Linked DNA regions of Homo sapiens: region 2 is linked to region 1. A link is a loop called in an ENCODE intact Hi-C map of the cell type or tissue named here. Cell type or tissue: psoas muscle. All regions are shown on one strand. Links, peaks and the distances in the headings refer to the core of each region. The heading gives the core; the rest is flanking DNA.

The links. Peaks named below come from ENCODE experiments on the same cell type or tissue, not always from the same donor. Only the 100,000 strongest peaks of a DNase experiment are listed, where the experiment ranks them.
Region 2: a loop joins it to region 1, with 8 times the contacts of the local background. A loop is called at or near these places in 1 of 110 quality-filtered maps.

Annotation. Positions count from the first base shown.
Region 1 is chr6:148,380,192-148,384,326 of GRCh38, reverse strand. All of the region lies in intron 1 of SASH1 (SAM and SH3 domain containing 1), which reads right to left. Among named protein-coding and RNA genes, the nearest start is that of SASH1, 39 kb to the right of the region's middle. In psoas muscle, for the core only: no CTCF peak of the experiment used is centred there; a DNase peak (open chromatin) is centred at 2,636; H3K27ac peaks cover 644 bases.
Region 2 is chr6:148,690,241-148,694,375 of GRCh38, reverse strand. No RefSeq gene overlaps it. Among named protein-coding and RNA genes, the nearest start is that of UST, 55 kb to the left of the region's middle. RefSeq lists an enhancer at 140-299. In psoas muscle, for the core only: no CTCF peak of the experiment used is centred there; no DNase peak of the experiment used is centred there.

The DNA of each region.
Region 1 (4,135 bases), core at 1,129-3,628:
GTTTCACTTCTTTCTTATTTTCCCTCTTTGGTTCTCTGGCATTAAACTTAAGCAATATTAGTTCAAGTTTAGGAACATGGGAAAACGTTATTTCCTCAAAATAATTTTTTGAGAAAATTGTGAAATTTTGAGTCACGCGATCTTTTTATAAGAATTTTCCCACCCCTGTCTTTGAAAACAGGAAAAGAGATACATGCAGATTCAAGTTCTCTTTCCTTTTCTTCTCATAGAACCTGGTCACAGCATCTGTCCATATGTATGACAATCCATTTCACTTGCTGAAGATTTAAATTAAATCTGTGGAGTCATCACCCGTGTCAGCTCAACGGACAACAAACTTGTATAATCTTCCCCCAAAGCCACAGAGCATCTTTGTCCCAAACACCCGTCTTTCATACAACCAACATAAAAATACAGAGATAAGGGGCATTGTACCGAGCAGTTCAGATTGGGTGGACTGCTGTTGCAATTAAGGAGAAAAGACACAGAGCACTGTTTCCTCAACAATCGGTTTCACAGTATTTCTGAGATTTATCCCAATTCACTTCTGTCTCTGGAAAATGGAAAACCTAAAACTACTAGGAAAACAAAAGGCATTTGTATCGTTACTTTTGTTATTTCTGCGCTTCTTTCCCCAGATGTCACTTCCAGTTTAGAATAAGTTGACAGATTCAGGAGAGGAAAAAAATAAAAAGAAAAAAAAGCATCTGAAAACATCAGGAGATACAATGTGATCTGTTGCATGCAGATTGTATGCAAACGAATGTGTGATCCTCCTATTTTATGTATCTATAAAGTTTTCCCCAAGGGAAAACTCATGTGTGTTGCTCTAACTCCCCAAAGTTGAGAGAAAGACAGACTGCTGACTCCTTTATTGTTTCTTTACCTTTTCCGTCCTTAATAATAAGTACATATATTTTTATATAACATAAATTCTGTTATATTTACATTGCTCCTTGTTTGAAGAGGGATGGATGGAGATATATACATCCCCTCTAAGCTAAATCCATTAAAAAAAGAAATCACTATGGTACAATGAAACCTAACTGATTTTTTGAATGACTTCCCAAGGTGTTTTCACCCTTAATTAGCTTGTTTAAAGATTTTTAAGGTGATAAACACTTTTAGCAACCTTTCAGGTGAAATTGCTACAACCATAAAAATGTCTTTAATTCTCGTTTTCTTGTTCGGCCTCATTGAATCCCTGTAATGTTACTGTTCTCACCAGCTCTGTCATCACTTCCTGCCACGTCGTCGTCGTTCTGCAGACATTCACTGACTGTAATAACTAATCTCAAATACTTTTCTGAGGTATCACTCCCAGTGTTTCTACAGATGGGTTGAGCTGGAAGTATACTTTGTCTCAGGAAAAAGTTTTAACGTGTAACGACATATGCCAGAGGGACGTATTAGGTCATGCAAATGGCAAGTGAAGCCCCCAGGGGCACACCCATAGGGCAGGTGGCTGGAGTGAGGCTTATTTCATACCTTCCATCCCCTCTCTCCAAAAACACCCAAAACCTGCCAGCACCCATGTCAAATCCTGGCTTTGGCATATACGGTCATGGTGATGCTATTGCGCACAGGTGGATCCCGGTTACCACAGATCCCCTCCTGAAGAATAAACGGCCTCCCAGAAGGCAGGATTGACAAACCCTCCTCCTCAGAGCTCTCTCAGCACCTGCTTCTAGGTCTCCAAATGTCTAAGGAAAAAAATAGCAGGAAAAAAAATTGGGGGGCCAGGCACGGTGGCTCATGCCTGTAATCCCAGCACTTTGGAAGGCCAAGGCAGGTGGATCACCTGAGGTCGGGAATTCGAGACCAGCCTGACCAACATGGAGAAACTCCGTCTCTACTAAAAATACAAAAATTAGCCAGGCGTGGTGGTGGGTGCCTGTAATCCCAGCTACTCAGGAGGCTGAGGCTGGAGAATCACTTGAACCCAGGAGGCGGAGGTTGCAGTGAGCCAAGATGGCACCATCGCACTCCAGCCTGGGTGACAGAGCGAGACCGTCACACTCTTCACAATGGACCTGCACACATGGCCGAGGACACAGAAGGCGGAGATCTGGCGGGCTCTGGAGCTGTTGTGGGTTCAGATGCTGTCTCATGCCAGCAAGGTAAGCCAGCAGATCAGTGACACCATGTGGAAGCTGCCACAATGCCTGGCATCCTACACCAACCTTCAGAGTCAAAAAAATATGCTGCTGATTCACTTCCAGCTCCCAAATCTCACACAAGGTGTCTTTTGTAAAGGTCGCTAACCCAGAACCATACCAGAAAGGGTGAACGCAGTACAATCCCCCACAGAGTCTTTGGATAAATTTAAACATTTGAGACTTGCATTTGTTTAAAGGATATCACATAGCATATTAGAAGAGCACAGAAGAGGCTGGGCACAGTGGCTCACACCTGTAATTCCAGCACTTTGGGGAGGCAGAGGTGGGTGAATCACTTGAGGTCAGGAGTTTGAGACCAGCCTGGCCAACCAAAATGGTGAAACCTCATCTCTACTAAAAAAATTACAAAACTTAGCTGGGCGTGGTGGTGCATGCCTGTAATCCCAGCTACTCAGGAAGCTGAGGCGAGAGAATCACTTGAGCCCAGGAGGTAGAGGCTGCAGTGAGCCAAGATTATTGCGCCACTGCACTCCAGCCTGGGCAGCAAAGCAAGACTCTGTCTCAAAAAAAAAAAAAAAAAAAAAAAAAAGAAAGCAAGAAAGGCACTGATGGAGTTCGCTTCCTAGGCAACAGCCATGGGGGCCCACACTGTCTCTATTTTAGAACCCCACTGCCTGTGAGTTTCCCTGTCACCATCCACCCCTCCTCCTCAGCACACCCTTACATGCAATGATTCCCCAAGGTCCTCTGCATTTTTCTCTTCTTACACTCCCTGCTCCCTTGGGGAAATGTCATCTGTGGTAGGACAGAGTTAAAGTCGCGGCAGAAACACTTTCCCTCTCCTCTACTTCCAACAGGCCCAGTGCAGCCTGCTTGACCCTAGGATTCGGCAGGCTTGAGACTGGTAGCAAAAATGTTATTACCAAAATCTTATGCATGAACTAGTCATCCCCAACTACCTACTGGGAAGAAATCTGAAAAGTTTAGTCTAAATATGAACAAACTCAGTTTCCTGGCCAGGCAGAGGAGCAGCTCTAATAAAAGAGATGACGAAGAAGGCCTACTCCACATCCCTCATGCGGAGTATATGCTAGCACCTCTGCACAGCACAGTGATTTTCACGTATGATGAAGAAACTGAGGAAAGCTGTCAACATTCGCCTGTGTTTATGCCCTTCAATCATCAACAGTTCACAGGATATTTCATTAATTCAAATAATATTTACTAAACATCTACTATATTCCGAGTGTTGTGCTAGGTATTAAGTATCCAATATAAAATCAAAAAACATGAATGTTTATTTCTACTGCACAGAAGAGCAAAGTGTGGCCATTAGTTTATTTTAATGCAGTCATACGGTTAAGTCATGAGAACTTGTTGAAGGGATTTACTAAGCTGTGTGCTTAATATTAGATCTCTTTGGAACGAAAGGCTCTGAAAAATCCAATCTGCTGGCTATCAGTGGCTCAAAAGAGTATTACACAAAAACCCTAAGAACTTGAAAATGTGGAGAAAAGAATGGGAACATTGATCATTGGTTTTTAGAAAGTACAAGCCTAGATTCAGACTCAAAATGGACATTTGGATTTAGCAGATGGCAGTTTTAGACTGAACTCATTTTCCATTTTTAATCTGCCCTGAGCTTAACAGAATCACAGATTTGAAAAGCAGCACAGATAATTGGGTGGGAATGAAGTCACAATTATAGACCACATTCACAGATCTTGATGAGCATGAATCACACTGGGTTTTCTCTGGCCGCCTTTTTGGCACACAAACGTGAGGCTGTGAACATTTTCAAGCATTTGACCAACAAGATCTGAATGTGATATGACCAGAATTTTAGAAATGAAAATATTGATCTCAGAACAATCTGAAATTTCTAGTACTATGGTTAAATGATGTACAATATTTGAGTTTTTGTGTTTTAGAAAAATTATAATCTGCCACAGCTTGACTAGAGAGCCTCGCGGTGTGACCGTCTGTGGTATGAGACTGAGCTTGACTCTGGCTGA
Region 2 (4,135 bases), core at 599-3,098, 310 kb before region 1:
TTAACTGGACAATGACTGAAAGAATACTTGGCTCTGATTAGGTCATGTGTTGGGCCTGAGTGTGTAGACTCCTATAACAGTGCAAAGTCATCAATACGACACAGAGCAGTAGTCTCAAATAGGATCCAAGAATCTGCACTTGGTGATTTTGAAGGACATTTGGTGTACATGCCTGTATTAGTCTGTTTTCACACTGCTGTAAAGATACTACCTGAGAGTAGGTAATTTATAAAGAAAGCAGCTTTAACTGACTCACAGTTCTGCATGGCTGGCGAGGCCTCAGGAAATGAAGCAAGGCATGTCTTGTATGGCAGCTGGAGAGAGTGAGAGTGAGGAAGTGCCACACTTTAAAACCATCAGATCTCATGAGAATTCAATTGCTATCAGGAGAAGAGCATGGGGGAACTGCCCCCATGATCCAGTCACCTCCCACCAGGTCCCTCCCTCAACATGTGGGGGTTATAATTCAGATGAGATTTGGGTGGGGACACAGAGCCAAACCATATCAATGCCTTTCCTTGAAGGAACATTGAATGTTATTGGAATTGATTTTTGAAGGCCAAAATATCAAAGCTGGAGATTCTCTTTTGAATTGGGGGTGTGGAATCCAGCAATCATGTGAACACAGTCTTTGTCAGCAATCTGAGCTCAGGCCATGCACAGTGGCTCATGGCTGTAATCCTAGCACTTTGGGAGGCCAAGGCGGATGGATCATGAGGTCAGGAGTTTAAGACCAGCCTGACCAAGATGGCGAAACCCTGTCTCTACTAAAAATACAAAAATTAGCCAGGCATGGTGGCATGTGCCTGTAATCCCAGCTACTCAGGAGACTGAGTCAGGAGACTGAGGCAGGAGAATTGCTTGAACCCAGGAGATGGAGGTTGCAGTGAGCAGAGATCATGCCACTGCACTCCAGCCTGGGTGACAGAGCAAGAATCTGTCTCAAAAAAAAAAAAAAAAAAAAATCTGAGCTCAGATTAAATCAAAACAACTTAGTTTTTAATGATGGCCAGAAACAACTTTTTTCCACCTCCATTTGATGTTCTTTATTCATCATCTTACTCATTGCAAATTTTTTTGGCATTTTTATGTTTCTTATTGTTTATCTAAACGACGTCATAATTGATCATTATTGAGATCTATTATATTTGACTCTTCTCGTTTATTTATTTCTTTATATTTTTCCAAGAAGTGTGATGGACTTTGGGATTTCCTTCTTGGGGAACTCTATGTTTCAAAGTCAAGTGGAAGTTGCCTGAGGACAGTCTCTCTTTCTGGGTTTTGTTTTTGAAAACAAAATAATCGAGAGTCTTTGACAGAAGAAACAGAGACAGGTAACCAATTTGGGGGTGAAGGAGAAGATAAGGGATGAGAGAGAATGATTAATCTAGACAAGAAGGGAACAGTAGTTAGGTTTTTAGTTTTAGCAACTGAAGGAGGGTATAGAACCTCAGAGGAGCAGGAGGGAGTGCCCATCTCCAGCAGCTGATCCCAAAGCACTGCACCCTCCTGTCTAAGGGGTGGCACTCAAACTGTGGTGCAGCTCCCAAGGCCTACGAAGCCTTAGGCAAGTGTAATCAATATCAAGGTTGGCCAGAATGGGCCACAGAGAAGTGGAGCTTCCCAAATGTTGTGCCTTGTGTAAGACTATAGAAGCTGTAAAGGGATCCTGGCTGGCAATTGGGGGTGATAGAAAGAAATAGAGAATCGAGTCCCAGTGATGACTGCCTTTAAGTTTTCTATCAGAGTTAGATTTACATGTATTTTTGAAAAAAAAAATGAAGTTAATGGCATGTTTCATTTCTTAACACTTGGTGCAGGGGAATACACATTGATCACACAAAAAGAAAATTCACCAGGAATGGTACAAATCATGGAAGTGCATAAAAACGATCCTAAATCTATCAACATTTTAAATTCAGCTCTTTGAATTAGAGTTGCAAACAACTGTTGAAGCAGACAAATTCAAGTTTCATTTCCAATTGTTATATCCTCCTTGTAGTGGATGCTCCAATGGGCCTTGTGTTTGGAAGGAGGGAAACCAAGGGTAAAAGAGAGGCAAAAGAACAAGCAGCTACTCCGGAGGCTGAGGCAGGAGAATGGCGTGAACCCGGGAGGCGGAGCTTGCAGTGAGCTGAGATCGCGCCACTGCACTCCAGCCTGGGCGACAGAGCGAGACTCCGTCTCAAAACAAAACAAAACAAAACAAAACAAAACAAAACACAAGAAAACTGTCTGGCAGATTGGCAAACTGACATCTAAATTACTGAGAGGGCCAGGCATGGTGGCTCACGCCTGTAATCCCAGCGCTTTGGGAGGCTGAGGGGTTGGGATCAACTGCGATCAAGAGTTCAAGACCAGCCTGGCCAACATGTTGAGACCCTGTATCTACCAAAAATACAAAAATTAGCCAGACATGGTGGGTGGGTGCCTCTAGTCCCAGCTACTCGGGAGGCTGAGGTGAGAGAATCACTTGAACCCGGGAAGTGGAGGTTGCAGTGAGTGGAGATGGCACCCCTGCACTCCAGCCTGGGTGACAGAGCCAGACTCCATCTCAAAAAAAAAAAAAATTATTGAGAGGAGACTAATATTAAGATGCCTTAATGCTTGTATTACTAATATTCCAGTACAGACACGTGACAATTTTGCCATAGCTCTACATCTCAATGGGCTTGGTTTTTTATTCGTTGCTGTTTGTTTGTTTTAAATCTTTGTTTTCCAAATTAAAGATCTCTTTTAAATGATGTTATTTTAAGTACCATTGCCACAAGGCCTTCTAATGTAAGTTGTGTTTAACATGGAATAGTTTCTGACTCTGTGAGGAGTGGAGGTCTGTCTCTTTTGAGTAGAGGCGAAATTGGCATGACTTGTCATCAAGAAACTCAAACAGTTCATGTTCAGCAGAAACAAAGATTATATTTTTTGGTTATAACCTTTTAGGAAAGGTGCTATTGACTTATTAGTCACATTTTATAGTAGCCAGGAGGAAAAATAATTGACTAAAAAGAAAGCTGCTTATGGATTTTTGAAAGACTTCTATTTTCATATTAGTATGTTGAATATTTAAATATAATTTGTACTCTTTTAAACAGATATTTGCTCAGTTTCAATGGAGTTTCCAAAAGTAAGAAATTATTTAAATTGAGGATTAATCTTTAGCATTTATACTTCCTCATCAACTAAGATTATTGTACAGTGTATACAACAAAAAATTCTAAAATCTACAGGAAGATTATTTTTGTGAGAGAGGCAGAATTCTGGAGAGCTGAATGTGTTTATAGGTCATTTTTAAGAGACATTTTACAAAATAATTACTTGTTATTAAGTCATTTGCAAGAAAATAACACCATGATGCATCTATAAGTAAATAAAATATCTGATTATGTCAGGGAACCATTTCACCCACATTTTTAGTACTATCCGTAGTATGTAAGAACTGAATAAGAGTATTTCTGGGACAAAGAAAAAGAGGAGGTTTTTCTAAGAACTTGCTGAGTTAATATTATGCATCTCTGTGCATGGCAATGCAGCGTATTTAGTCTTAGAATAATTTTCTAAGAATTCTTAGAATAATTTTCTAAGGAAAAGACCTTTCTGCCTGAGGACCCAGATTCAACTGGGTTTACTCTGGAGAACTGAGTCTTTACCATGTCTCTGCTAAATCCAGAAATGTCAGCATCAGCCTCTGTCTGCAGGGCTGCAAGGCCTTCATCAAAGCTGTCATGAGGACATAAATCTTGAATGGGAAGCAAGGTGAAAAGTGCTTCAACTCATTGCATTTCAGTCTCTGTGGTCCTTAGAATAGTTTTTTACTGAAGTGAAGTTGAAGATGAGCCTGCAATCTTGTCTTGGTAACCCCATTTAGCCCTTGTTCTGTCAGCATAAAGTACAGAAAGTCCTCATTATCCAAGAATAATTGATACCAGGAAGGATCCACTTCACAGTGAATCTGCACAAAATGGGAACCAAAATTTAATAGTAAATAGAAAATAAAAAAGAAAGTTTGACTAGGATCGTATGAAAAGTGAAGCTAAAATTATGAAAATTGTTTTATATTACATTAAAAACTTTAAGGTTGTAATTGTATCTGTTGTGATAATTCTTAGGATAAAAGAGTAATTAACTACTTATTGCT